Linked DNA regions of Mus musculus: region 2 is linked to region 1. A link is a loop called in an ENCODE intact Hi-C map of the cell type or tissue named here. Cell type or tissue: left cerebral cortex. All regions are shown on one strand. Each heading gives the region's core, and the rest is flanking DNA. Links, peaks and the distances in the headings are about the cores only.

The links. Hi-C counts contacts between places; a loop is a spot of excess contacts. Peaks named below come from ENCODE experiments on the same cell type or tissue, not always from the same donor. Only the 100,000 strongest peaks of a DNase experiment are listed, where the experiment ranks them.
Region 2: it touches region 1 in a loop (2.3-fold over the local background); 2 of 42 quality-filtered maps call a loop at or near these places.

Annotation. Positions count from the first base shown.
Region 1 is chr5:146,727,452-146,742,332 of GRCm38, reverse strand. Usp12 (ubiquitin specific peptidase 12) reads left to right here. Exons shown (of 9, transcript NM_011669.3): 7 at 1,842-2,039; 8 at 3,155-3,233; 9 at 4,553-7,521. The coding sequence ends at 4,654. Among named protein-coding and RNA genes, the nearest start is that of 4930573C15Rik, 31 kb to the right of the region's middle. In left cerebral cortex, for the core only: CTCF peaks have their summits at 8,132 (motif pointing left) and 9,230; DNase peaks (open chromatin) are centred at 8,199 and 9,440; H3K27ac peaks cover 375 bases.
Region 2 is chr5:146,833,544-146,848,424 of GRCm38, reverse strand. Rpl21 (ribosomal protein L21) reads right to left here. Exons shown (of 6, transcript NM_019647.6): 2 at 14,163-14,241; 3 at 13,916-13,977; 4 at 13,321-13,433; 5 at 12,711-12,861; 6 at 11,393-12,561. The coding sequence starts at 14,229. The coding sequence ends at 12,472. It overlaps Rasl11a (RAS-like, family 11, member A), which reads right to left and starts at 3,354. Exons shown (of 4, transcript NM_026864.1): 1 at 3,085-3,354; 2 at 2,709-2,765; 3 at 2,506-2,585; 4 at 699-1,417. The coding sequence starts at 3,208. The coding sequence ends at 950. LOC115490268 (a small nucleolar RNA gene) reads right to left here and starts at 13,591; the gene lies at 13,521-13,591. LOC115490276 (a small nucleolar RNA gene) reads right to left here and starts at 13,281; the gene lies at 13,153-13,281. In left cerebral cortex, for the core only: a CTCF peak has its summit at 7,682 (motif pointing right); DNase peaks (open chromatin) are centred at 6,301, 6,878, 9,956 and 10,200; H3K27ac peaks cover 1,993 bases.

The sequences.
Region 1 (14,881 bases), core at 6,155-11,154:
GTTTCAATAGTTGAAAGTGCTGGTGGATCAACAAGCCAATTCCAGAATTTTAAAAGATTCATCCTTGTACTTCTGTTACTCTAGAACCACTCCTGGTACCAACTTCTGTATTAGTCAGGGTTCTCTAGAGTCACAGAACTTATGGATAGTCTCTAAATAGTAAAGGAATTTATTGATGACTTACAGTCGGCAGCCCAATTCCCAACAATTGTTCAGTCGCAGCTGTGAATGGAAGTCCAAGGATCTAGCAGTTACTCAGTCTCACGCAGCAAGCAGGCGAAGGAGCAATAGCAAGAGCTAGACTCCCTTCTTCCAATGTCCTTATATTGTCTCCAGCAGAAGGTGGAGCCCAGATTAAAGGTGTGTTCCACCACACCTTTAATCCCAGATGAAAGGCGTAGCCCAGATTAAGGGTGTGTTCCTTAAACTCGGAGATTCAATCTTCTGGAATCCATAGCCACTATGGCTCAAGATCTTCAAACCAAGATCCAGATAAGGATCTCCAAGCCTCCAGATAAGGGTCACTGGTGAGCCTTCCAATTCCGGATTGTAGTTCATTTCAAATATTGTCAAGTTGACAACCAGGAATAGCCACTACACCAGGGAAAACTACTTTTATCACCCTGCTACTTGGACAGAGCAATTAAGTCATTATAATCAGGTTTAAGCATGTGTTTATCAATCAAAGTAGGAACCAAAGCAGTCAAGACATCTTTGCCAGTGAGAAATAGAAACTCTGTGCCTCGGGATTCATCAAGCTCCTAGAAAGCACCTTCTGTACCCTGCTGCTTGTGGAAGTGTCTGCCCTGAAAACTGTTGTCAGGATGCTTGGCTTAGGTGTCATGGTGGGCGGGCGAGACCAAGCGCCATAGCCTTCCTGTTGGTGCACGCATTGGCTGAGCTGTGTGAGGTGCCGCTTTGTCGTGGAAGAGAGCAGACTTATCTGATGAGAGAGAGTGCTGGCTGCAGCCGTATACTTTGCTGTGAGCATTGCCCGGATGCACAGGCTAGGCTGGGATCCAGAAAGGTGTAGTGGCTCACGGAGCAGCAGACTGTCAGTAACTGGCTCTGGGGTGAGCTCTGTTTGGTGTTGCTGCAGCTGCTGCTTAGCCAGTCATTGTCACTGGCCACATTCCACTTGTCCCCCAGGTCACAGTCAGATCAAGAGTGGGTCACTTTTGGGAGGAGAGGACAAATGACCACTTCTGCAGCTGTAAGAGGACTGGCTCTGCTGGCCGCTCTCAATTGGTCATTGTCAGCTTCTGATGCTGCCACAGTGCTCTGCATCTTCAGGGACTCCTCTCCTCTATGAAGCGTCTTCACCCAGCATGCACTGCGCCTTCCTTAGCGTTCCTGGGTCAGACGAGTTGCTGATGTCGCCAGCTGTCTCTGCTGCTTTTTTTGATGCATTTTCAACTCAAAAAACAAAAAACAAAAAAACCCCAAAACCAAAAAACCCCCCAAACCAAAACTTCTCACATCTGCTTTTTGTTTAATATCAGTTCCATAGTATAAAATAATAAAAAGCATGAAGTGAGATGTGTCCACTAAATGATGTCTAACAGAAGCATATTTATTAAGAATGTAGTGGTGGCGCCCGCCTGCCTTTAATCCCAGCACTCAGGAGGCAGAAGCAGGGGGATCTTTGTGAGATTGAGGCCAATCTACAAAGTGAATTCCAGGACAGCCAGGACTACGTAGAAGGGGGCGGGGGAGATTGTTCCAGTATTAAAGTCAGAGTTCAACAGGGTCAAAAACATAATTCTTTTGCACCAACTTGATAATTCTTTCAAGCTCACAGTGGATGTTTTCTGGATTCTGTCTTCATCTGTATGTTTCAGGATGAAGGTTAAGAAACTGCCCCTGATCCTGGCTCTGCACCTGAAGAGGTTTAAGTATATGGACCAGCTTCACCGGTACACGAAGCTTTCTTATCGCGTGGTCTTTCCTTTAGAGCTCCGTCTGTTCAACACGTCAGGAGATGCGACCAACCCTGACAGAATGTATGACCTGGTCGCCGTTGTGGTTCACTGTGGAAGGTAACTGCGGCTCTGGAGAGCTTGTGACTGCGCTTTTCCTGCATTTGTGCCTGGTGCCCTCAGAGCCCTGAAGAGGGCATCAGATCCACTGGGACTGGAATTACAGATAGTTGTGAGCCACCATTTGGGTGCTGGGACCTGAACCTAGATCCTCTGCAGGAGTAGCCAGTGTTCTTAACTTTGGGTCATCTCTCCAGCACCCCACATCTTTTTTTTTAAAGACAGAATCTCTGTTGTGAAGCCCAGGGTGGCCTCAGCCTCCTCCGTGCTGGAAACCCAGGTCTGTGGTGCTCCCACACTTGGCTGGACTCCAGTGTTCTTCATCTTTCTCAAGATCGGTTTGTTTTGAAATTAGCTTTTGAAATACATACGTTATCACCCCTTCATTTAAACCTTTAATACTTTAGCTTTATGCCTTCATTTTCATTCTTGTCTGACTCTGAGTCTAAGGGCCCGATATCGCAGCTTATAGAACTTGGCTGTCATCTGTTGGCTTCCTTTCCTTTTTTGGTTTTGGTGTTGAAATGATGCTGCCTGAATAGATTTTGCAGGACAGACTGGTCCCGAGTGTGAGAGTGTATTCTCATCAGTGACTATGAGAAGCGTTTGAGTGCTGGTGGATGTGACACGCAACAGTCCAGTGCTCTGACTGTCCCGCTGTGCGCGTTCGCCATCCCCAGCCAGCCAGATTCATGGACAGCCCCACTCGAATCCACAGGGCATGTGTTCTCTGTGTGGATGCATATGCCTGTAGCCCTTCCTTGCAGGGGTGTGTGATTTGGGGGCTAAACCCAGAGCCTTGCACATGCCAAGTAAATGCTGTGGCACCTAGCTGCACGCCAGATCTCTCAGCGAATAGCATCCCTCTAGGGCAGGAAAGTTGACTCCCAGCACCCATCTCAGGAGGCCGAAACCTGCCTCTAACACCAGCCCCAAGGGCACAGAAGCCCTCCTTGGGCCTATGGAGGGCACCTGCAGTGTGTGTGTGTGTGTGTGTGTGTGTGTGTGTGTGTGAGACACACACACACTTAAATTTTTTTTTTAATTTTGAAATTTAGGACAAGAAGGTAATATAATGTTTTTTTAATTAACTTTTCTTTTTTCTCTTGTTTTAGTGGTCCCAACCGAGGCCATTATATTGCAATAGTTAAGAGTCATGATTTCTGGCTGTTGTTTGATGATGACATTGTAGAAGTAAGTAGCTTCTTAAGTGCCTTGGAGTCGGGCATGTCTCTTTACTTTTCCCTTCATAGCTTCTCATTCCTGTAGGACTGGTGGTATTAACTAAATAGTTGGTCAGGGCATTATTTTGTAGTCAGAGTTCAAGTACAGATGTCTAAACCAATATACTGAGGCTTTGTTGCTGTGATAGAACACTATGACCAAGGCACCTTATAAAATAGAGCATTTAGTTGAACTAATGGTTTCAGATGCTTAGAGTCCACAATAGAGGCAGGAAGAGCTCACACCTTGATCTGCATGCAGGAGGCTGAGAAACCATCCTGGGAGAGGCGAGGGTGGGAATAAACCCACAAAGCCCACTGGCAGTGACACGCCTCCTAGTCCTTCTCCAGATGCCCCAGCTGGAGACCAAGCATCCAAACATCTGAGTCCATAGGGGCCCTTCTCAGTCAGTCAGGCCTCCACACCAGTGTGGGCCTCCTTCTCAGTCAGTCAGGCCTCCACACCAGTGTGGGCCTCCTTCTCAGTCAGTCAGGCCTCCACACCAGTGTGGGCCTCCTTCTCAGTCAGTCAGGCCTCCACACCCAGTGTGGGCCTCCTTCTCAGTCAGTCAGGCCTCCACACCCAGTGTGGGCCTCCTTCTCAGTCAGTCAGGCCTCCACAACAGTGTGGGCTTCCTTTGCAGAGTGGAGCATGCTCAGATGGATATTCAGGGAGGCCTTACCCCGGCAGGCAGGCAGGCAGGGCAGGCACCTTTGTTGCTGTTTGGAGTTTTACGGTGGTGATTAGTGTTTTCCTGTGCTTTGTGAGCACATTTGCGCAGTGCCTCTGAGCCTGGCTCTCGTCCTTCCGTTGCTGTAAGCTTCATCCCCACAGTGCCCACTGCACGCCACTGCCTCCTGCTCACTGTGCACTTGGCTGCGGGTGGCTTGGATGGATAGAGCAGTTGAGACACTGGCGCGCCGTCAGTGTGGACCGTACTGATCAGTCCTTGTGTTGGTCCTTTACTGACAGCGTCTCTCACCTTCCTTGGCGCTAGGCCAGTCTGTTGGGTTGACCATTTTTACACATCCAAAATAGCTGACAGCTAATGGGCTTCATGTGGTTCGGCTGACACTTGCAAGGAGAGGTACCGGCTCAAGGGTAGCTGTTGTGTTCAGCTTTGGACCTGTTGTTCAAGGTGTTTCCTACCAGACTTCTCCTCGGCCGTGGGGAACACTGAACACTGTGTGCTCCGTTCTGAGTGACATGGGATAGACACTGCTGTTCATCGGAGTTTAAAACAAGCTTGTCAGAGCTGGAAGTGCTAACCTGTCTGTTCTGTGTCACAGAAAATCGATGCCCAAGCTATTGAAGAATTCTACGGATTGACATCTGACATCTCCAAGAACTCGGAGTCTGGCTACATCCTTTTCTATCAGTCTCGGGACTGAGAGGAGCCACGGTGGGGAGAAGCTTCTACAAGCTTCTCTGGTTGTTTCAGAAAGGATCGAGCGGATGTTCAAGAAGAGAAAGCGAGACAGACAGACAGACAGCCACAGGACGCTCAGGGCAGTAGCTCACTTTGCATACGATAAAGCAAAGACTGTGGATTAACATGCCCTTCCGGTTACAGTAGTTGAATTTTTTGCTCAGGAATCATGCTGTCTGTGCAGTTCACACAAGGAAGTAAAATCAGAGATACCAGCTCTCGTGTAAAGCAGCTGCCAGCTGCCAACACATTTTCTGTAGTAATTGCACCAATGATGATTTGAGTTCCTCGGGAGGGCAGTGGAAGAATTAGATGTGCTAGTCTGATTGAGCACACTGCACTGTGTGCCAGCGTGCGGGATGCGTACACTGTGCATGGGAGCAGTGGCGGTCTTGTCAAGCATCCCGGAAAGTACCTTTGGGCCCAACCCTTGCAGTTGCCTTCCTGACGCACAGAGCACAGACACAGAGCCCAGTGTCAGGAGGTCAAAGATAACCCTGCTTCTCTGGAGAAGCGTGTGATCATATACAGTGTATGTACATGGAGGGAACAGCTGGTCAAAACTGGCTTCTTGATTCCCCAAGGGGAAAGACTGCCTTTGTAATGATCTTTTTTTCCTTATTTATTTTACTTAAACTGGTTGAGTCTAAGCATTGTGTGAAGTGCCAGTGACTCTACCAGCAAGTCTTAGCATATTTTATTAGTTTGTCAGCTGAAGTAGTCCTGTTGTTCGTTTCTGTTTTCAAGGTGAACTGAAAATTCTAGCTAAAATCACTAAGATAATCATGAGATGATTGCAAGATTGCAGTGAGCGGGGTCAGTGCTGTCAGGAGGGACTGTCTCTCTCTGGCTGAGCATTTCCTCTTTGGTTATAGTTTGTCACTTTTTTTAAAGCTTTAATTTCAGTAAAGTAGGAATTCCCTGTTGCTAGAATGATAAAGGAAGCCGCAGCGTGAAGCCGGCATTCTTGCCAGCCAGAACCCCAGGACCGTGCACAGCTGCGGCGGTGGCATGGCGTGTTCTTCCGGTCTCTTTTTAGCCTTGGGAAGGGCTAGTAGAGCAGCCAGAACCCCGGCAGCAGGGCAGCGCACGCCCTTTGGAAGATTACGTTTTGGTGAAGTAGTAATCTCGAAAAGAAGCCCCTCCCTCCCCTCCCGACCTGATCGTCCTATTGGAGCAGTGTGTTCAGACGCTTACAACTAGGTCTGTTGGGAGTTTAAGGAACAGTACGGGGAGTCTCCATGTCCCGCCAGGCATCAAGTGGTATGACAGTGGCTGAATGTAACTTGCAGAAAGTGGATGAGGATTCTAGTCGAAGCTGTCAGACTCTGGGTAGCCTCACACTGCCCTCCGCATGCCGTGGTGGTGGTGGCCTGTTGATAAAGCCCCTGGTTTTCTATTTTACTAAAACTGTTGACTGAGAAGCAAACAGCAAAAAGAAATGTTTTTGTGCTGCTATGATTAACATTTATTTTCTACCTTTAGCTCAGGAAATGACTTCATCTATTCATCCCATAGGCAGATTTGTGGCGGGGTCACTTAGCTAATCGGGCTTCGTGGACAGATGTGCTGGGAGAAAAAGATGGCCTTTGACAAACTCTTTCTGATAGTTTCTGAAGCCTTACCCTGGCTGGGTTTGTGATCTGCCAGCATCGCACAGAGAACCACAACCAAGAGCATGGGAGGTAGAGCCAGGAGCACAGGCCTGCGAGGGCCTACGCCAGATTGTGTTGGAATTAAGACATGCCACGGCTGCAGCCTTGGGTTCAGAGACAAGGCATACAGTGCGGCTGGGTCCTCCAGGCGGCCTTGTGCAGCACTGAATACTGTGTTTGCTTGCACACACATTTTTGAAGTTAAAACATAGCAGGAAAAACCTAGTTAAGTTCTCCATGAGGTGAGGTGTAGCATGGGAGCCAACCTCCGGGCGAGCAGGCCTGCTTGGCTCAGGTCTGCGCTGGACGGTTTGCAGGGGAAGGGCTCCTGGGTGTTGGCTCCTAATTTACTTTTTATTTATAGTGCAGATGGATCTGAGGAAGACATTTTGAATTTTATCAGAGACTCAGTAAACTTAAAAAGCATACAGGGTTTGGGTTGGGGACTGGGGAAGGCAGGTATGGGGAGTGAGAAAGAAAGGTGACAAAGGTGACCCGCCCAGCACACACTTCAGGGGATTGTCGTTTGTTTGCCTGCGATTATGATGAGGGCAGATGCAAGTTTCAGACAAGGCTAGCTGCTGTGTTATTATGTACATGTTTGCTTGGGCAGCTGTCCCAGATTTTGTATATTAGAACAAAAGTTTCTATGAATTAGCATAACTAAAAGTAAATATTGTAAGTGAAGCCCACTTCTGAGCCATGCGGCTTCTGTCATGGGGATTTCGCCTTTAGAAGGTTACTCAAGACAGGAGCCGAGTGGCTTAGGCCGGGCCAGGAAATGTGCTATGGCGTCAGCCATCAGCATCGGGTTTTTCTTTCCATGATGGCCGTAGGAAGACCTCACTTTCATAACACGCTCCTCCTGATACTTTGTGTAAAGATACTTTTCATTAAAGATTCTCTCAGGAGGGATGTGGCTGGGAGCTGGGAGGCAAGGTGCTGGAGTCCTCATTCTCCAGTGAGCTTAGCTGTGTGACCTTGGGCAAGTCACCTAACCTCTCTGTGCTTCAGTCTCCCTCTTGTCAATGGGAGTAATACCTACCTCACAGGGTTGTTGTGGGGATTAATTAGAGAGGAAGTCTGTAAAGCATTTAAAAGGTTCTTGAAGAAGGCGCTATATAAATACAAAATAATATCTATTAAAGTTGGCTTATTTGTGCTTGTTGGTTTTTAACTATACTTTTTTTTCCTTTTGCCCAAAATGTATTTGAAATTAGAAGCATACATTTTAGGAATATGTATTAGTCCTTCTGCAAGTTACAACTTTTGTTCTCCAGAGCCCCTAGAAAACCACACACGTAGAAAACAGTGCTTTGTGGGGTCTCCTCCTCCAGCCCTGTGACAGACTTCCCAAGGTGAATAAGTTCTAACAAGGAAAGGTCTGTTTGGGCTTGTGCTTCTAGGAGCCTCAGTTCCTCGGCAATTGGGGCCTGTGGCATGGTGGCAATGTAGGCTGAGAGCCTGTGGAAGTCACAGTCAAGTCCCTATTGTTTGCCCTAGCAAGCCACCTCCATGCCCTCAGGGAGCGCCAGGTCCAGGCTGGCTGTTACGCAATGGCATGCATGCCCTTTGAGACAGGTCCCTAGTTTCTAAGAGCTAAGTTCCCAGAGGCCACTGTCTGTCTGTCTGTCTGTCTATCCCACTTCCTCTGCTCCTGTTCTGTTTTGAGCATTCACAGGTCTGAGTAGCCTGAGCTGTAATTGGTGAGGTCTCTGGACCTCCCTCTGTTTTCCCAGAGTCCCTCTGTTCTGAGAACTGACCCTCCGAGAGCCACCTAGTGGAAGTCTGCTCTGTTGGGGCTCTGGAAAGACAGTTGTCAGCAGTAAGTGAGCCCCACTGTCAGAAGGATGTGCCATACCGTGAGTGACTTCTGTCTCCCACGTCTGTCGCACATTTCCCACACGTCTCACTGGGAGCAGATGAAGTCATGCCTCCCAGGTTTGCTCAAAGCCCTTCTTCTTGGGCGGCACCCACCCAGAGTCCCTCCCAGCCCTCTGCCTCCACGTCTGCCTGTCTCAGCTTCTGAAGGAAGAACGTTTGGATGTTGTTCTCTGTGGCCCGAGACAGAGTATTTTACTTCTTCCAATGTCAGTCAGTCATGACGTCCTCATCTCAGAAAGAGTTCCTGTCTCTCTAGAAACCGAGAACTCTACCAGACACACGCAGCCGAGAGTATACCACCAGGCTATGACTTGGGTGCCTGCGCTCATAATCGTAGCTGTTTCTTCATTGCGGTGAGGTAAAATGAAGGCCATTCTGACCCTTCCCGAGGGTCCAGTTAACGAGCTGTACATCTGGACGGGACTCTGTCCTCACGGTCCAGTCTGAGGGTCCTGATCGGCTTCATTTTCTCTGCTAGTTACAGGATTACAAGGCAGGAAAAGAAATCTCTGGCATGACAGGTGGTAGTGGAGACCTCTCAAACACAGAAGACAGCAGCAGATGAGGAAAGGCAGTTGGAGGGTGGGGGTGGGGGTGGAAACAGGCAGCAGTCACAGACCCTCTGCAAGAGGGGTGGGGCTGAGGGATTCAAGAAACAAAGTTTTAGTCTCTTGCTGAAGACTATGGTTTGGTTTGGTTTTCAGTATCTGAAGTTTTCTTTCCTGTAATTAGGGTCAGTCAGATTGGAGATAAAGGTTTGATTGGCTCACAACTGGTTTATAGCCTGTCCTGTTCTGGCATCAGACTTGTTGAGCCAGTTCATGGGGGGGATGGGGGGGGGAGTTGCTGCTGGTGGGAGGTAAGAGCCCACAAAGCTTTTGTTTAAGCTGCCAGTTTCAGATCTGGGTGGTAATGAATCCAGCCACCTTGGGAGTTCTCCATCTTTATCTCGTAGCCATGGCCCCTCTCCCTCCCTGTCTGGCCGCCAGGGGGTTGCTTGCTGAGCCTCTGGTCATCACAGGTGTGTCTGTGTGGCTGTTTTACATCCCTCATAAGTGGAATTAGGAAGGATTTGTTTTGTGTCTATTATTAAATGGTTCCCAAGGCTCAGTAGAGTGCGCCAACATTTCCTTTTTTTTTTTTTTTTTTTAAATCAGTTTTGCTAAATATCACAGGCTGGTCTCGTTTGCCATCCTTCTGCCTCTGAGAGAATGTCCTTTCTTATGAAGCTTAAATAACACAGAGAAACTGTCTTACAAAACCAAAGAAGTAAAACAGCGCTTAAAGAACATTTCCTTGTCCCCGGCCCATCGTTTGCTGACAGATTGAGACTCATGTGCACTAGTGTGCACATTCGAGCCCTTGAGCCTGTCTCTTCCTGGGTGTGCGTGTATGTGGGAAATGCTGGATCATATGGAATCCTCTGGTACCAAGTTTAAAACAACCAACCATGGTGTTTCCCATCCCCATGCCGGCTTCCCCTGTCAGCACCTCACCAGTCTGCTTTCTCAGCCTCCCGGCACACACCTCTGTTGTGGTTTTTGGTTGAGTAATTGCCGTCGATATAGGCGTGCTCTATCTCCTCATGGTTTGGTTTGTGTTGCCCTGTGTCTGCTCTCAGGCCCATTGACCATAAACATGTAGCAGTGACAAGCAAGGCGCTTGTAGACTCACTGCCAGGCCTTTTTGTTTCCAACTCAGATGCTTCGAATTTCCTTTTGTTGTCCGGTTGCTCTGGCTAGAACCTCCAATACCACTCCGAATGGAAGCTGTAAAAGGGGCGGGACATCTTCATGATCCCCAAGGGAAGCTCCACCTTTCACACTGAGGATGATGTCATCTATAGTTTTTCCCACGTGGCCTTTTATCATTTCGAGGGCAGATTGGAAACATCACATTTCCTCACATGTCTGAGCTACTGAGGTAATCAGGTGTTGTTCACCCTTATTGAATCACTGTGGCATAGGACAGGTCTGGCCCTTTAAGAAACTATCCATGCACTCTGGAAGTAAACACCACAAGGTTTCGGTATGTGGTCTTTCTACGTGGCTCCTGAGTTCCGTTTGGTAGAATTTGGTTGGCCAGTTTTCCATGGACATTGATTGATACTGGCGGTGGCAGCAGCAGCTTTGTGCATTCCTCACTACCTGCCCCAGTGTTCTGAATTCTCAAATGAATGTAAGATACACAGGCAGCCTTATATTTAGTATTCCTGAGTCAGCTCAATGGCTGGGCCACTCACAAACTTCCGTGATTCTAATGCCTCCTCTCCAATACTCCTGAATTATTCCTTACTAAAATCTATATTCCATCTTTGCTACTCTAGATCAAATTATGGGGGGACAGGGGCTGGGGCCGCTCTTCCTCTATTCTTATGTGATTGGTCTCCTGCAGCTCTCAGGCTTGGACCTTATTTCTTTGCTGGCATGGCAATCCTTTTTCTTGGTCCCCTTGCCCTCAAATCCTAAAGTCCCGCCTCTGTCTCCCTGCCCAGACACTGGCCGTCGGGTAACTTTATTTACCAATCAGAACCAACTGGGGGCAGGGACCCTCAGCATCTTACATAAGGATTCTCTTACAATATTGGAAACCCAAATAAAAAGTTGTACTGGCTGGTTTTGTGTGTCAACTTGACACAGGCTGTAGTTATCACAGAGACAGGAGCTTCAGGTGAGGAAATGCCTCCATGAGATCCAGCTGTAAGGCATTTTCTCAATTAGTGATCAAGAGGGGAGGGCCCATTGTGGGTGGTGCCATCCCTGGACTGGTGGTCTTGAGTTCTATAAGAAAGCAAGCTGAGCAAGCCAGGGGAAGCAAGCCAGTAAGTAACATCCCTCCATGGCCTCTGCATCAGCTCCTGCTTCCTGACCTGCTTGAGTTCCAGTCCTGACTTCCTTTGGTGATGAACAGCAGTATGGAAGTGTAAGCTGAATAAACCCTTTCCTCCCCAACTTGCTTCTTGGTCATGATGTTTGTGCAGGACTAGAAACCCTGACTAAGACACAAGTGTTAGACCAACTCCACAGCACACTGGTCTGTAGTTCTCATGGTTTTCCTTTCCCTTTATATTTGTCTCTTGTGATGCTGAGAGTCAAATCTGAGCCCTTGGACCCTCTTATCAATGAGCTGTATCCCAGCCTTCATTTCTTTTCTTTCCTTTTTTGTACTGTCTTTAATCTTTATATCAGAGTGATAGTGGCCTCGAAGAATGAATTAGGAAGTTGTCACCCATTAGACCTTTTGGGTGAATATAAGAACATCCAACACGTTTCCCCCTTGTTTTTAAGTCATAACTGACATATATATATATGGTTTGATGGGAGAGGAACATGCACACAGCTTTAGAGAACAGGGGGAGATGACTGTGGAACCCATGGGGTGCAGGTCCAGAACAGGGATCTAGAAATCACGACTGAAAGAGCTGGGGATGGAAGGATGCTAATTAATGCTATGGCTGGGGATAGACTTGAGCCGCCCATGCCATGTGGGTATTTCACTTTTGCAAAGTCGTCCTCATCCAGGCTGACTCCTGAGAAAAGTTATACAATATTTTACACCATGCTCATGTATTGTAGCTCATGGTGATTCCTAGTGTTTTCTCAGTTTCTATCTGGTTTCAAACTAGGGGGAGAAAAAAGAAAAAAAAAAAAGCTCACACTGTGGTTACTTTAAGAACTGTCTTAACATCACACAGAGTAGTGGTAGTACATGCCTTTAGTCCCAGCATATGGAGACAGGAGCAGGTGTTAAAGGTTAGCGTGATCTACAGAGTGAGTTCCAGGATGGCCAGGACTACAAAGAGAAACCCTGTGTCTAAAAACTAAAAATAGCCTGGCAGTGGTGGCGCACGCCTTTAATCCCACCACTCGGGAGGCAGAGGCAGGCGGGTTTCTGAGTTCGAGGCCAGCCTGATCTACAGAGTGAGTTCCAGGACAGCCAGGGCTATACAGAGAAACCCTGTCTCAAAAAACAAAACAAAACAAAAACCCCAAAACTAAAAATTAACAAACAAAAAACACTCCCCCCTCAACACACGCACCATCACCAAAAAACAAAAATAAACAAACAAAAAACTGGCTTAATATCAAGAAAAATAGCTGTTTCCATGGTCAGACTAACCATTCTTAAATCTGGTTCCTGAGGTAAATCCCAGAATTTTCCTTCTCTGACCAGAGGTGAAGAATCCCGCCACCACCTCAACCCAGGGGGTGCTAATTGGATTCTGGGCTTACCAGCTCAACACGTTCATACCACATTTGGGGCTCTGCATCCCTTTTCTGTGAACTCACTGTCAGTCTAGCATTGATCTGATGTGAGAGTTATCAACCATATCCTGAAGGCATCTTAGCGAGTTATAATAGCACAGCCCTTGAAAGTTGCCTTGTGAGTTGTACTTGAATAGTATTGGGAAGTGGGGAGTGTGGCCCTGCATACCTATCTATACCTGGGACTGCTTATTCAGCAGTGGGAGGAGCTGACAGCAGGAAATGGGAGCCAGTGCTCAATCTGTCTCTGTGTCTGTCTGTCTGTCTGTCTCTCTCTCTCTCTCTCTCTCTCTCTCTCTCTCTCTCTGTTTTAAGACAGGGTTTCTCTCTGTAGTCCTGGCTGCCCTGGTACTCCCTCTGTAGACCAGGCTGGCCTTGAACTCAGAGATCCGCCTGTCTCTGCCTCCCCCACTGGAAGCTTCCTAAATCAGATTCTTCGAACCTGCTCAAAGTTGCCTTGGGAGCCTCACCCCTCTTTTCAGATGTGGAAGCCCACTAACCGGTTGCAGGCAGATGGTCCCACGTTTTCTTTTCCCACGTCTGGGTTTGCTGCTTTGGGCTGCTCTTGGCGGTGCATACTAGATGGCTGTGGATTGCTGCAGTTTACCATTGGGAAGTTGCCTCTGGTCCTCTTCCTAAGAGAAGAAGAGGATGAGTCAAATATGCCTATATCCAGATTTCAAAGAGAAAGAGTCGATCTGATATGTCAAAGTTAAGTTGGTGGCACCCGCCATGTCCACTCAGCATACACAAAACCAGAAGGATGCTTAGATCTGGGAGGTTGAAGAGACTATTCTATAGCCTCTGTAATGAAAGGCTTACATTCTTAAAAATACCCAAGGAAGCCAGGCATGGTGGTGTGTGCCTACAGATCCAGCATGCAGAAGGATTGGGGGTTCAAAGCTGACCTCAGCTACACGGGAGACTTGAGGCCATCCTAGGGCACATGAGACCCTTGTCTCCAAAATGAAGTGTTAGCAGCATGACCTACTATGTAACAGTGTTAATTTGTAATAGCTCCCTAGTAAATTCCTGAAAGCATACACTGGGTCACTTGTAGACAGTATTGAAGAAAAAGAAAACAATGTTACTATTTTTTTAAATGCTACTCTTGGTATGTTGGCCACTTCTCTATTACTGTTATAAAATATCACAACCAGTGTAACTTAAAAAAAGAAAGTGTTTAACTGGGCTTATGGTTTCCAGAAGGTTAGTGTCCATGATGTCTGAGTAAAGGTGTGGGAGCTGAGACAGCTCACTGAACATCAAGGAACTTCTGAAACCCCAGAGTCTGCCAGCCATCGACACACCTGATGCTTCCCAAACAGTTCCACCAACTGGGAGCCAAGGATTCAACAGCCCCGGGAAAGACCAAAGCACACACACAAATCCCGGCACTCAGAAGGCAAGGGCAGGTGGATCTCTGAGTTCAAGGCCAGCCTGGTCTACAGAGTGAGTTCCAAGGTATCCAGGACTACACAGAGAAACCCTGGTGGGGGTGGTGGGGGAAGATGTGGATGGTGGAAAAAAATTCAACTGAGCCTACAGGAGCCATTCCCATTCAAACCATCACACTTAGATGATAAAGCCTTCGTCCAGTGCAAGCATTTGGGAAAAACTAATATTCTGTGTGCACATTAGGACTATTTAGCCACAATTTTTTGCCAGCAGAGCTTTTTGGCTAGCGACCATTTTCCAAGTGGTGGTTATTTTAGGCCACAGGAATGGCCTATATTAGTTAGACTTTTACTGGTGACTACTTGTGTAGTGGTGATCACATGACATAGGAAGTAGACACACAAAATTGCTGTCTGTGGGACAGATGATTAGCTGTAGTCATGGAAACTTCAGAAAACATAGCTCCAGGTAAGTAACTGACCTTTCCCAGTACTGCCTGTGTACATCATTCTTAGTTACTTTTCTATTGCTGTGATAAAATACCACCATCAAGGCAATCTATGGGGGAAAAAAATGTCAATTGCTGTTAGACATTGAGAGGGTTCAAGTTCATGGTGGAGCAAAGGCGATGCTGCAGGAATAACTGAGAGCTCACATCTCCTCTCCCTCCCTCCAGACAGGGTTTCCCTGTGTAACCCCAGCTGTCCTGGAGCTCACTCTGTAGACCAGGCTGGCCTCGAACTCATGGAAGTCTACTCCATGTACTCAGCTCTGCCTTCCCAGTGTGTCACATCTTGATCTACAAGAGGCACTAGGAGTGCTAGGTGGCTTTTGGAACTACAACGTTTGTCCATAGTGACACATCTCCTCCAACAAGGCCACTCCTAATCTTCCCAAGTTCCTCCACCAACTGGGGACCAAGTATTCAAACATGAGCCTATGGGGCCCGTTCTCCTTCAAACCAACACACCTACTGAAAAGAAAGGC
Region 2 (14,881 bases), core at 5,725-10,724, 110 kb before region 1:
GTGCATTGGTGGTTTTCCTGCATGTATGACTGGGTGAGAGCGTTAAATTCCCTGGAACTGGAGTTTCAGACAGTTGTGAGCTGCCATGCAGGTGCTGGGAATTGAACTCAGGACCTCTGGAAGAGCAGCCAGGGCTCTTATCCACTGAGCCACCTCTCCAGCTCCCAGACAGTGTTTTTTTTTTTTTTTTTTTTTTTTTTTTTTTTTAATTGTTGCTGTTGTTTTTTCTTTGTGGCTTGGTTTTTTTATGGGGTTCTCATGTATTGTTCAGGGTGGCCTGACTCTTGTTCCTCGGCCTTCCAAGGGCTTGAATCACAAGCAAAGGCCAGCAGCCCATCCCTGCTTTTGTTTTCTAAAATATTCTATAGAGAGGCTACATTCACATTTGTGTAAATAAATAATAAATAAATACAGTTGTAACATTTTGGGCAGTTCTCAACCGACCAACCACTGTGCTGGAAAACCAGTGTGAACTTCCTGACTGTGAAGAAGCGCCCTAATTAAGGACACCCCGTACTTATTCAAACCCCTTTTCCCTCCTCCACATACCTCTCTCGCACACCGCGAACTCCCTCTGCATGCCCCCCTCCCTACAGCAAGACACCAATCGGAGTTCAGACTCAAGGCCAAGCATTAAGCACTTCTGGGCTCTGGTGCAAGCAAGATTGCTATAAAAAGACATTCAGAAAACAAGGAATAGTATTGCCATTTTGCCTTTAATGGAAGAGTGGCTAACAGTTACAGTAAAAACAAAAAAACAAAAAAAAAAAAACACATTTAAAAAAAATCCATTGTTTGAATTTTCAGAAATATACATACACTTGAAAGCCAATAAAGTCATTATAAAAATAAACTCTGAATATGTTTTAAAGGGGGAAAGGGCCAGTCTTTGTGGCTGCACAAATGTCTAGTAGTAATAATAGCAACCCGCCAGTCTATCTGAGCTGGATCACCCCAGGGCGGAGGACGCTTTCGCTTTGGAGGACAGGGCCTGCCTGAAGCGCCTCTTCAGGTCCTGCATGTTGGGGGATCGAGGCCGGGGAATGACGGATGCCCTCCTCCGTTCCCCACCGAGTCTGTGCACCTTGATCACTTCTTTGCAGAGATGTTGGAACACATCACAGACGTCTTCGTAGTTCTCACTAGTAGAAATTTCAAGGAAGAGACTGCCCAGCTCATTAGCTAGCTGAAGGCCTTCGTGTGTCTGCACCTGCCGGGCATGCAAAAGGTCTCCTTTGTTTCCCACGATGAAGATGGGGGCTTTTCCATCAGGGTGGACCTTCCGGATGTGCTGGTAAAGGGGCCGGATGGATTGGTAGCTCTCATAGTCTGTTATGGAATAAACCAGCAGAAAGCCCTCTGCCCAGTGCACACTTTTGGTCAGAGAATCCACCATTTGACTGAGGCTGTCTTGGGCCTGGGAAAAAACAAAATGGAATCTGGTCAAAGAAGCTCAAACATGACACCGGAGTAGCCCCTGTAGGAACACTGGACAGAGAGATCACTGAGTATTGCTGTCTGGCTCTCCCTAGCTTCTACAAGAGGCTTTCTGCAGAAAGCCTCAGACAAGTGCTCAACCTGGATTATTTTCTGAGCTGGCCTGGATGTAGACTGGTAACCTACTTTTTCCACAGGCAGTCTCCAGTGAACTCTAACCACTTAAGAATAATTACAGACCAGAACGGCTTCGTTTTCAGGGAACTAATTCATAACAAACAAAACCCTGGAAACAGCCCAACATAAATATCTATTCCCAAGCCCATAAAAAAATATTTTTAGCAGTCAACTTCTTGAGAATGTTGCAGAAACAAATTCCATTCTCTGGGCTCTCCACTCAACCTTTTCCTCCCTAGAAGGGCTGAGCAATTAGTTAAGTTGCATTCCACAGTGATAGCCAAAAGGTTATCTGATTGCAATTACTGGCTTGAGAAAACATTCCCTAGCTTTTTTTGGGGGGGGGAGAGGGGGACAGCCCTAGCCAGGACGCAAACCCCACTCCCTCCAGAATCCCACCTACTCCATGCTTTTTTCAGTGTGGTGCTGGAACCCAGGAATCCTTACTACTGAACTGGACCCTTAGTTCCAAGGCTGTGGTTTTTAGATTGTCCCAGGATGTGCTCTGAAAGTGTCAATGCCCGCCCGCCTAGGCAGCTCGGGCACCAGTGGTCAGTCAGGGCTACTGCTGGGAGGGGGTGGCTCAGCCTGTAATCCCAACACTTGGGAGGCTGAGGCATCAAAGATTATAAGGAGTCCAAGCAAACCTGAACTACAAACCAGCCAGGGCTACACAGCAATCTTTAAAATAATTAACTAATTATAATTAGCATTTAAGAGGAAACTAGTTCTAATCAACCATTTCTTGCCACCTAGGAGGGCATCCAACATCCCAACCCTCAGCACACCTTGTGTGCCCACACCTACATATTGGGCATGCTGAGACATCTCACTGAGATCCTGGAGCCAAACACCTCAGCCTGCACCACATACCCTCCTGACAGTCCTTACCTGAATGCCTCCCGGAGTGTCCTGGATCTGTAGGGATAGCTGGTCCCCCTCCACATAGACGAGTCTCGAATACAGTTTGCCTGTACAACGAAGAGGAATTTGCATCTAAGTTCCCACGGCCCCATGAGCAAAATAAAGAGAGAGGGGTGGGGAGGGCAAAGAGATACAAGTACAAGAGCCAGGAAGCACGGAAACATTCTTGCCTGTGTTGGGTTCGTAGTCGCCGATGAATCTCTTGGTCAAGAAGCGCACAATCATTGCTGAAAAAATAAAGTAGGAAAATCAGCTGAAGAAGTGGGTCAAGCTGTTCCAAACTGGGCCCTCAAAGGAACAGCACGCGTCCCCCCAGGTTCCCGGGACAAAGCCCCGCCACCGCGGAGTGCCTTTCCCCGCGGAATGTGATGGACCGGACTAGAGCGACACTCAACAGGCACCAACCCCGTCCAGAGCTCAGAAATGGACCTCTGAAGCAACAGGCAGGGGTCTTCCTGCATCCCGGCATCCCGGCATCCCGGCATCCCTGCGGGTGAAGACCCTCCGCTGTCCCTGGGCGGCTTTGCGCGCCTTTGTCCCACTTACCGCTCTTGCCCACACAACCCGCTCCCAGCACGGCCAGCTTGATGTCCTTGGGCAGGAGGTAGTCAGAGGAGGACTCCGGGATGGGGGCCAGCAGAAAGTGCCCAGACATGGTGAGCGGCCGCATGGGCGCGTCCCGAGACCGCGTTGCACGAGAGCCGCCTGGATACGCGCGGACACAACAGCGCCGGGATGTGGCGCGGCCAGCGGTGCTGCCCAGGCTCTTGGATTTTAAAGAGCTCCGGGAGCGCGGTGGCTGCCTCTGGCGCCTCCTTTTCCCCGCCCCTTCCTGGAAGGGTGGGAGCAGCGCCCGAGCAGGGGACTGTCACCCGCGGGCGTGCGCTCCTCAAGGCTGCCTGACGCGCTCTGCCCGCCCAGCTGCGCGGGTTCCTCCCGGTGCAGCCCAGGGGAGGCCTTTGCTCAAATTGTATTTGCCGTGTCCTGGAGGCAGCCTCCAGTCTGGAGCACCAGCCTAGAGCATGAATCTGAGCCACCGAAAGAGCAAAAGTTTCAATTGGCTGGATGTTTCTAGGACAATGGGAAAGAGATCCCTTTTTGTGTCTTTGTCAAACAGTCCTAATGAGAACCCTGATTTTGATCTTCAGCATCCTGTACACTGAGTGTGGTGGCACACTGGCATGCTATCCTAGCGCTTAGCGGGTAGAGGCAGGAGGGTCAGAAGTTTAAGGTTATTCTTGGTCACATAGAGGGTTTGAGTTCAAGGCCAGTTTGGACTACGTAAAACCCGGTCTCAAATATAAACAACTAAAAAATTTAAAAGGGTCCTGAGGGGTGACATCACTGAGGAAATGGGTAGAGCCAGGGCAAGGTTCCTAATTAACTAATTGAGTATGAATCAAGGTAATTGCAGTCACTTCCCTGTGAACTCCCTTAGGGGGCAGTCATGCCCACAGCTCAGCATCCAAACACAGCCCCTTTCTGCTGTGAACAGATTTACTCAAATTCAATGAGCAACACACTTGGGGCCTGGACCTACCTTACTATTCAAAGATTTCCTGGTAGGTACATGGTGGAACTCAGGATAGGGCGTGGGGAGAAGGGCCCAGAAGATAAACATGGCCTTGTTCTTGGATGCCACCATGACAAGGCTGTGTTTTAGTCTCATCTGCCCAATTGTCTAGACAGTCCTACCCTCATTCTTTCCCTTTTTCCTTCTTAGTTTTATCAGGTAGCTTGAACGGCATGACAAATCACACAGAACTCAATGGCTCGCTCCAACAGACTTTTCTTTCAAAAGATTTATTTACTTTCATGGGTATTCTATCTGCATGTACACCTGCATGCCAGAAGTGGGCATCAGATCCCATTATAAATGGTTGTGAGCCATTATGTGGTTGCTGGGAATTGAACTCAGGACCTCTGGAAGAGCAGCCAGTGCTTTTAACAGCTGAGCCATCTCTTCAGCCCCCCTCCCTCCCCTTTTTCCCCAGACACTGCCCCCGATGCCACATACTCCTGTTCTTCCTAATCTATGCCAGGCTCTGACAAGCTTGATTGAGCTCTCTGAGGCCATAACTGAGAAGTTATGAGCCCTAGGGAAATAGGCTGAGTTGCTCCATCACCAACTCACTCAAGTTTGGCTCATTGGGGAGTTTGGCAAGGCTTGTCCCCAGAGTGGCAGAGCAGAGCCCCAAGACGGTGAGGGAAAGTAGACAAGACCTCTGGAGGCTGGGTGGCTCTAGGGCAGAACCCATCATTCCTGGTGCACTCTGTTGACCAAAGCAAACCCTGATGCCAGCATGAGTTCAGAAGGTGGAGAAATGATGCTTTAGCCCTTTAAGGTCAGAGCAGCAAGCCATATTGGAAAAGGGCTAGCACGTAGAAAGTGACAGACAACTAGGTCTAGTTTTGCTGTCGAACATGCCAATAAATGGGCTTCCATACACGAAGTAGCCCAAGCCAGGTTCTGTGACTCCTCCTTGACCCCAACCTGTCCCGTCGGTTGTGGCTGTTTACGTTTAATGATTTCTTCTGTGCACACACACACACACACACACACACACACACCATTTGGCTGACCTTCGGAATGATTAAATAGATGGGCATTGACTCTACTGTTTGAAATGGAATAGCCAGCTGGTCAGTGGTGGAGCACGCCTTTAATCCCAGCACTTGGGAGGCAGAGGCAGGTGGATTTCTGAGTTTGAGGCCAGCCCGGTCTCCAGAATGAGTTCCAGGACAGCCAGGGCTACACAGAGAAACCCTGTCTCAAAACGTGTCCCCCCCCCCCAAAGAAATGGAATAGCCAAAAGTCTTGTATATATCTGTTGTTCTGACGATCCTGGAAAAAGATGTTCCAAGAGAGGCCTGCCATAGTTAAGTGGTACAGGACTGTAATCTTTTCACAAGGCAACCATTTCCCACTAATGTTCACTTTAGCCGGAGAGACATGAAGCAGGGCCTTCCTAACTGGGGAAGTGGGCACCATGAATAGAAGAGCTGTTTAAGAAGCCACTGAGTAAGTGCTGTTTTCCAAAGCCTTTTGAGAAGCTTTGGGAAGGCAGGGCTGTTGTTTCTTGGAGTCAATTGGTCTTTCCTTGATGGACACAAGATGGTTTCTGTAGCATTCAGTTCTCACACAAATAGAGAGAGAGGAGAGGACTACCTTGCTTTGCCTCTTGAACTATGAATTTTGTTTTGTTTTGTTTTTCGAGACAGGGTTTCTCTGTGTAGTCCTGGAACTCCTTCTGTAGACCAGACTGGCCTTGAACTCAGAAATCCGCCTGCCTCTGCCTCCCGAGTGCTGGGATTAAAGGTGTGTGCCACCACTAGCCGGAAATTTTTTTAAGTAGTTCTTGGGTTGGGGACACAGCTCAGTGGCAGAGCCTTTCCCTAGTACACCCTGGAGCTTGTCTAGATTTAGCTCAGAATAAACTAGGAGTGGTGGCCTTCATCTGTAATCCCAGTACCCCGGAAGCAGATGACAAATTCAAGGCTATCCTTGACTATGTAGTAAGTTAGAGGCCATCCTGGGCTACATAAGAGCCCATGTCAAAGAAAAAGATTATGTATTACATCTTATGAACCAGAGCAGGCAAATGTAAACAAAGGAAAGCAATGCTCCAAACAGCTGGCAAAGGCTGGGGTGGCGGTGACCCCATCTTGCGTGGTCTTGGTTCCTCCCAGAGGTCTAGAGACACTATCTATTAATATCATGAAAAATAAAAATCAGAGTACGACAGTTGAACAGGGGCCAATGCAATCTGTCACAAACAGCCTGCGATTTCCTGTGACAGAGAGAGGGACAGAGAAAGAGAGAGAGAGAGAGAGAGAGAGAGAGAGAGAGAGAGAGAGAGAGAGCTGCCTGTTTTGATTCAAGCTTGAGGCTACCTTCTCATTCCCTTACTCATGTCCCGTCTCTCTGTTTAAGGCGATAATTCTCAGCCTTCCTAATGCCGCGACCCTTTAATACAGTTCCTCATGTTGTGGGGACCCCCCCAACCATAAAACCATCTTTGTTGCTACTTCATAAGTATAATTTTGTAAATATCTGATATGAGATATATGATAAATGTTCCCAAAGGGATCGCAACCCACATGTTGAGAACATTCCAGAGCCCGTTCTCAGCTCCCGTTTGTCCTTAGAGTGCCTCTTGCTTGGAAGAACTTGAATGGGGCTCCATCCTCCTTGGAAGGTCTCTTCACATTTACAGATACGCAAAATAACCTTCACAAAATATTGTGAAGACAATAAGCCCCCAAAGCAGAGAATTATAAATAGGCTCTCCTGAATCAGCGCTGCCTGGGTTCTGTTTCGTGTTATATTTGTGTCTAGAGTTACGTAAAGCTGTGGCAACCAGTGGAACACAGGCAGGCTGGACAGATCTGAGAAAGATAATAGGAATGAGTGGGCAGACACCACACAAATCTGTGGGTGTCTAGCATGAGTGTGGAGGGCAGGATTGGCAAATATCAAGTAACAGCAGGTTGGACACGTCATTAACTCTTTCTCAGCCACATGAAAGCTTAATTCTAGCCCTTCAGTGAGACTTGCCCAGGGGCCCACTGTAGTTGATAAATAATCCCACCCACCATCCATCCATATTGAGGGTCAATCAATGTCTTCCCCGGCCCTTTTTTGAAACAGTGCTTCTCTATGTAGCTCTAGTTGTCCTGGAACTCACTCTCCTAGCCCTCAGAGATTTGCCTGCATCTGTTTCCCAAGTAAGTGCTGGGATTAAAAGTATGCGCCACAAGCCTGCTTTACTCTGTAGAAAGCCCTTGACCACTGAATTCATGGGAGCTTTGGAGGCTCTAGGTCCTCCCCAGCACAGGAACCAAGCCTCTGCCCTCTACCACCTCCCTCCATTGTCTCAACCATTGAAAACCCAGTCTCTGCTTGGTAATGTGATGGGTGTTGGCACAGAACACAAAAAGAATATCTTTGTGTTGAGAACTGCTTATCAGACATTCCTGCTCGCTCCCTCGGATACCCCTGTAGCGAAGGAATTAACTTTAATTCATCAGCTATATATTACTTGTTTACAAAATTTTTCAAATCTTTTTTTTAAAGATTTATTTATTATTATATGTAAGTATACTGTAGCTGTCTTCAGACACACCAGAAGAGGGAGTCAGATCTCATTACGGATGGCTGTGAGCCACCATGTGGTTGTTGAGATTTGAACTAAGGACCTACAGAAGAGCAGTCAGCGCTCTTAACCGCTGAGCCATCTCTCCAGACCTGATTTTTTCAAATCTTATCTCCCACTCCGTGTGCATGCATGTGCATGTGTAGGCCAGAGGTCAATCTTAGTGTTATTCCTTGCTTGTTTTGGTTTTGTTGAGGGTTTTATTGGGACTTTGGTTTTTGTGTTTTGAGACTGAGCAGCCCTGGATGTCCTAGCATTCACTCTGTAGGTCAGGCTGGTCTCTACATCAGAGTTTCCTGCCTCTGTCTCTGCCTCCCTGCTGGGATTAAGGCATGCAAGTACTGGTGTGATCTCCACTTTCAGCAAGTTCTCAGGTTCATTTGGTGCTGATAACCATAGAACCAAAGAAAAGCAACACATGTGGGGCCTTGAGGAGCCTCGTAGGTGGCCTGAGTGGAGGGGCAGAGGCTCCTGGAAAAGAAAACTAGTTGGCACTGCCAATTATTATTAGGGAGATAAAATTTTAATCTGAAAAAAGGCTCTAAATGTTGTCAACAAGATTTCGGCAACCTCTAAGGTTAGTTGCACCACAATGGTGGAAGTGGAAGCCAGATCTGTAGTGGGCAAATGGAAAATTAGCTACAACAGGGACCAGCAGACACAAGAAAGACTGGTCTGTCATCTTCCCGAGGCTGTAGGCTCAAGTCAAGCAAGTGGCAAGAGGAAAGGGAGAAGATGCTGGAGCCTGGGTGGCAATCAGTGCACCACGCAAGGACAGAAGGCTGCAGGTAGCTTTCTGTTTCTGCTAACCCCTTGCCCTCTTTCTGCAAACTCAATGCATTACGGGGGCGGGGGTGGAGCAGCCAGAGAGCCCTGACACCAACTGTCCTTTGTGTCCTCCCTTACATCCCTAGCACCCTTTGACTCATCTTACTTAAATATTCGTCTTCTGCCTCCTCCAGGTTGTCACCTCTTTCAGAAGCAAGGCTGTAAGTAAGGCGCTGTCCTTTGTCCTCTTTCCCTGGCAGACCAGATTCCAATAAGTATCCCTGACCTCAACAGAAAGCTGTATCTAAGTTAAAAAAATCAAACTCCCATAAGTACTATAAAGAATAAAGGGACAGAAAAATGCTAAAGGGGTTTGCTATTTTTATAGGCCATTAGGAGACGGTCTTGACAAAATCTGGGCAGAGGTTGAATATGGAGAGGGGACAGACCACAGGCATCAATGTAGGACAAGCTTTCCAGCAAAGGAACTGCCAAACACAAACGCTTTGAAGAAGTGGGTGCCTGGCATATCAAAGGCGCAGCAGGAGGGGAACTGCAACCATAGCCAAGCTCTGGGTTAGAAGTCACTTAAGGAAAAAGTCAGAAAGCCACAGCTTCGATGGAGAGCTTTATAGGGCAGGGTCATTGTCAGGATCTATGTGATATTCAAAGTCATGAAACTGAGTATCATCTGGAGAATAAAAGTACTTCAATAAGGGGTCGGAAAGACACCCTCCTCCCCTGCAAAACTGCAAAGATGAAACAAAATTTAAACTCAGTAACAAGGACCTATCAGTTTGCAAAGCTTTTAAGTTTTTCTGTGACAGGGTTTCTCTGTGTAGCCTTGGCTGTCCTGGAACTCACCTGGCTGGCCTTGAACTCAGAAATCCGCCTGGCCCAAGTGCTGGGATTAAAGGCGTGCGCCACCACGCCCAGTGTCAAGGTTTCATTTTTACATAACTGTTTTCAGACATACCCCAGAAGAGGGCATCAGATCCCATTACAGATGGTTGTGAGCCACCATGTCGTTACTGGGAATTGAACTCAGGGAAGAGCAGTCAGTGCTCCTAGCCGCTGAGCCATCTCTCCAGCCCCCAGTTTGCAAGTTTTAATAAGTGATCCTAACGAAAATGCTTGGGGCATTTTGTTGTTTTGTAAAGACAGGGTTTCTCTGTGTGACTGTGGCTGTCTTGGGAACTTGCTCTGTAGACCAGGCTCACCTAAAACTCAGAGATTTGCCTGCTGGGATTAAAGGCCAGTGCCATCTCGACCAGGCAAAACTAACTTTTTTGTGTTACATTTTCACGTATGTATGTGTACGTGTGTCTAATATACTCAGAGACCTGAAGAGGGTTGTGAGCTACCATGTGGGTGCTGAAAACTGGGCCTGGTCCTGTGCAAGAGAATCCATCTCTCCAGCCCCCAGCTTTTTCCACTTCCACTTAATTCAAGCACTGGCAGCAGAATTGTGAAGCCTATTTTTAAAGACCATTGTACATTCAGTGTGAGCATTTGTGTTTTAGAAAATTGCTATGCTTTACATCAAATGGAAATTCTTTTTCTGAATAGGAATCTTGAAAATAAATTCCCTTAATCCAGCACTTCTCAACCTGTGGGCGGCAACCCTTTGAGGGGTCCAATATCATATACTTGCTGAGACCTGAGGCTCATCTGAGTTCTGTCAGCTTCACTAGCCTTCCAGAACGGAAGGTCTCTCCTCTGCTCAGGAGAAATCATGTCAAGTGCACAAGGACGTCTAGGCATCCTTCACTCTGGTCCCATGTGACTATGCTACATGTGCAGACAGCAGGACTTCCTGGGAAAAACAAAGCACTCCTACGTTTCCAGGTCTTCTTACATCCCAGTATTCATGAGCAAAATGGTAGCCAGACTACAGAAATACTATCTTTACAAACCATCCATTCATATATTAGCTATCCTCAGCCCAGTTTCTCCATGACAAGATACCATGTCTCAGTTCTACCATATTCTTGCAGTTTTCTAACACATACAACACAGCAGTCCTCACATCTCAAAAGCTGTCCTAGCCTGGCGTGGCGGCGCATGCCTTTAATCCCAGCACTCGGGAGGCAGGCGGATTTCTGAGTTCGAGGCCAGCCTGGTCTATATAGTTCCAGGACAGCCAGGGTTACACAGAAAAACCCTGTCTCGAGAAAAAAAAAAAAAGTTGTCCTGAACATAAAATTGCACACCCTTAATAGATCAATATTGGCAGTGCCAGCTGTGGTGGCACAACCATTATTCTCAGCACTTGGGAGGCAGAGACGGGCAGATCTGTGAGTTTAAGGCCACCTGGTCTACAAGACAAGTCCAGGACAACCCAGGTTGGCTACTCTAAGAGACCCTGTCTTGAAAAAAAAATAATCTTGGCACTTTTCTCAGTAAAATACTTTTCACTAGAACAGGTGCTTGCATGCACTAGGATGGCAATCTCACACAACCCTAATAGCAAGCACAGCAGCCAACAACTCCAGAGCTTCAAGCTGTGGATGAAGGGGGAACACATGAACTAAATTTTGATTCTGTTTAGACTTGGATGCTATGGAGGGATTTTACTCAAACAAAGCCCAGTTAAACTCAAGGCTTTAAGTTTCTGAAGTGAACAGAAAACCTCTGAAAAACAAGCCTTGTAACAGACCATAGTGCCCGTGAGCCAAAATGAAAAACATACCAAAGACTAGAGCAGAACCCTATTTCCCAAGGCACTAACCTTGGCAATCAGGGATGCCAATTATTTACTCTTAAAAACCATCACTAAACTGAGCAGTGGTGGCACATGCCTTTAATCCCAGCACTTGGAAGGCAGAGGCAGGTGGATTTCTGAGTTCGAGACCAGCCTGGTCTTCCAAGGCAGCCAGAGCTGCAGAGAAACCTTGTCTCGAAAAACCAAACCATCACTAACAAAACAGTTGAAGCTCTCCAGTGCATTTAATGCTAACAGAATCACCACAACCAAGGACTGGGGTGGGCATCTGCAGAGTCCCTCACTGAAGACATGATGGAAGATGATGACAATTCTGTGAACTGAATACTGGGCACATGCGTACCCACATTCACACCATGTGGACACATGTTAAACACATCATTAGGTGTTAATGAGCTGCGGCCACTGTAGCAAGAATGTTAGCTCCATTGCCTATGGAGGTGGCTAATGGGGACTTCACACAGTTTAAAAGTAGCCCCACTACATAACAGGATGTTAACCAAGCAATCTCTTTCACTAAGACAGGTAGTACTTCTAGAGAACCCTCTTACCTATACCGTAAATTTCTGTATAGCTGCCACAGCAAGCAAGAATATAGTTATTTGCTTGTCACTGCCGACTCCAACCCTGGGCTACAACCTAAGCACTGCCGACATGGCCACCAGAGACCACTTAAGGTCCATTAGACTCTATCCTCCCCACTCTGTGGCAAGGTTAAATGCACCCACCAAGTACAACTTCAAAGACAAGAAAGGTGAACCAAAGGCCAGTACACATTGTTTCAAAGATGGTATGGTGGGCCATATATAATCTTTAGGTTAGGAAAACAATCAGTGCTTTCTCAGCAAGCAGTACCAAATGTCTGTGGCCAGCCCTCTCCTGGCTTAGGTCTGCCCACTTTGGAGAATTTTGGTTATTTTCAAAGTGGGAACCACAGATACCCACTCCCTAATACCAGCATGCTACTATGCACATCATGCAGCCTGAAGATCCCCCTGCCTCGGACTCCTGGTGCTAGGAGTTAGAGCTGTACCACCATTACTGGTCACCCACTAATGTTTTCCAGCACCCCCTCCCCCCATATAGAGCCTCTTCAAACTAGTATACCTGTTTTGTAAATATTTGGCTATTTTCCAATCAAGAGGATATTTTCTGCACACTAAGCTGTATCATTTAGAACAATTAGTAAAATCTGAACAAGAAAGCCAATGAGCAAACCCCACACTACAGTCTAAGGAAAACACTTCACAGTCCTGGTGCTGGTATTTTATTTCTTTGTGTACATTAGGCCATGAATTCGTATGGAATGGGCTCCAACAGCTCAGGCTCTTTTCCATTAGTCCTCACAAAGTGTGCTTCTCTGGGTGGCGCAGGCTGGTAAGAAAAAAAATGAAATTATAGTGAAGTTTAGTGGTTTTTGGAAATAATGAATACACACTTCTTAAGCTTATTAACAAAGTGAGCCAAGTTCTAAGGGTTCCTCAAGATTAACAGTGAGTGAACACCGCCAAGGCAGCTCTCACCTGGCGCTTCAGCTGCACCCAGGTGCCCTTCTCTTTGGCTTCCTTTTTCTTCTGGTCATTCTCCTTCACCCGCTTCAGGAAGCTGTCTCTGCTCTTTGAGTGCTTGATGTGCTCAATCCGCACATTGATCCTCTTGGCCAGAATTTTGCCCCTGGAATGAGCAAAGACCGGTAAGTTCTAAATGCTTCACTCAGAAACACAGTACAATGTACGCTGTTCTGACAGCTGTTAACTAACACTCCCCCAAGATCAACATGGTGACATGTCAATCATTCTCACCCAAAGGAAGAGGCCTCGAGAGCACTTTAAAGCTCCTTTTTCTGATAAAAACAGACCCCAAACCACAGTAACTTAGCCAAACCAGGCAAAGGAAGCCTGTAACGAAGTTTTAATGCTATAAAAGCCAGCACCGACTACTCACAGAATCCGGCCTCCCCAACGTTAATGTTTCCCCTGACAGGTTACAAGACAAACACTTAAGTTTGCCTGAGTTTTAAAAGGTTATTTCCTTTGCCCCACTTGAATGGCCAATGAAGACATTAAGTCCAATTGGCAAAGTGAAAGGGGGGGTGAGGCCAGCTACTTAGTCAAAGAAAGGCGCTCTACTCACTTAACCTGCTTGTTGACAATGATGCCCACGGCATGCTGGGTGACATTGTAGACTCTTCCGGTTTTGCCGTGGTAGCACTTATGGGGCATTCCTTTTTGAACAGTGCCCATTCCCTAGTCAACAGAAAAAGTATTATTCCAGAAATTCCTCTTTTCAAATCCTTGTAACTAACCAAGGCTCCCTTTCAAGGTCAGCTCAAGAACTCTCAGAGCCGGTGAAATGTGGTTTTCACATTGCATCAAGCAATCAAACAGACAATCATCATTAAGTTCCAGAGCGACAGAATCTGTTCAACGACCCATCAAAGGACACGGCCTTCACGGGGGGTTCCGTAACACTGCCATCTTTAATAACAAATATTATCTTCATATGGGGGTCTAACTGTACAGCCTCATCTGGCCTTGAACTAGAGAAATCTGCTTGCCTTTGCACTGAGTGCTAGCTAGGCTCAAAGGCATGAGGCAGCGCTCTCAATTCCTAATAAGGTTATTTTTAACTGTATCTTTTACTTTTCCCCCATCCTGGGCTATTAACTTCAAGTAATTAAATCACAATTCCTAACACGTGTGCCCTTCCCTCCACTCCATCAACTTACCTTGATGTCTACAATATCACCCTTCTTGTAGATTCGCATGTATGTGGCCAAAGGAACAACGCCTGCAAAAGGAAAAAAAAAAAAAATCAAGACTTCTAGAACCACAGGTACACTTTCATGAGTATACCAGTTTCCAACCCAAGTCCACATTCGGCAGTTACATACACTGTAAAGGACAATGTCTCTGACAAGCAAAGCCAGACTAAGACATGCCACTTCTCCTCAGGCACAGACATAACAAACTTACCATGTTTCCTAAAAGGCCTAGAGAACATGTACCGGGTGCCTCTCCTCTTTCCCTTTGTGTTCGTCATTTTGGCGAGTTACTGAAACCAGAAAAGTTATCAGTCAAATAACAATTCACAGTTTATGTTATTAACTGTCCCAATAACCACACCCCCAAAAGTCATCTTGTCGCACAGGGCAGGCCCTCTCAACCTCAGCACCTCCGTCAACCTTCCAAATCACAGGAATTGAAAATGGGTGCCCACAATTCCTCTTAGCAAAAGAGGCCAAATTCTATCATTAGCACCATCAGACTGGATGCTAGAACTTAAGCCAATACATTGCAACCTGCAACTCCAGGGTAACTTGAAGACCACCAAACTCAGCCTCTTTGATGCTGTTTAATTCCATTTTACTACAGTAGCTTTCTATCAACAATCTCTTAATCGCACACCTGCACTTTCGAATGCTATTAGGAAGCATGCATAGAAAACCACATTCCAACTAAATTTAAATGCTAATTTAACACCATCTACGAACTTACCTACTACACATATTTAGAACCAGATCGTGTATTCCCACAAACCAACAAGGTTTGGATTACTCCAGTCATCCAGGGCAGAAATACCCGCCATTCCTAACCACAAGGGAAGCTCCAAAGCATGGTGTACTAGACATAACCCCTTGCCCTTGTAGTCTTAAGCAGCCTTAATGTTACCTTCCTTCCCCACGCTCGTCTTC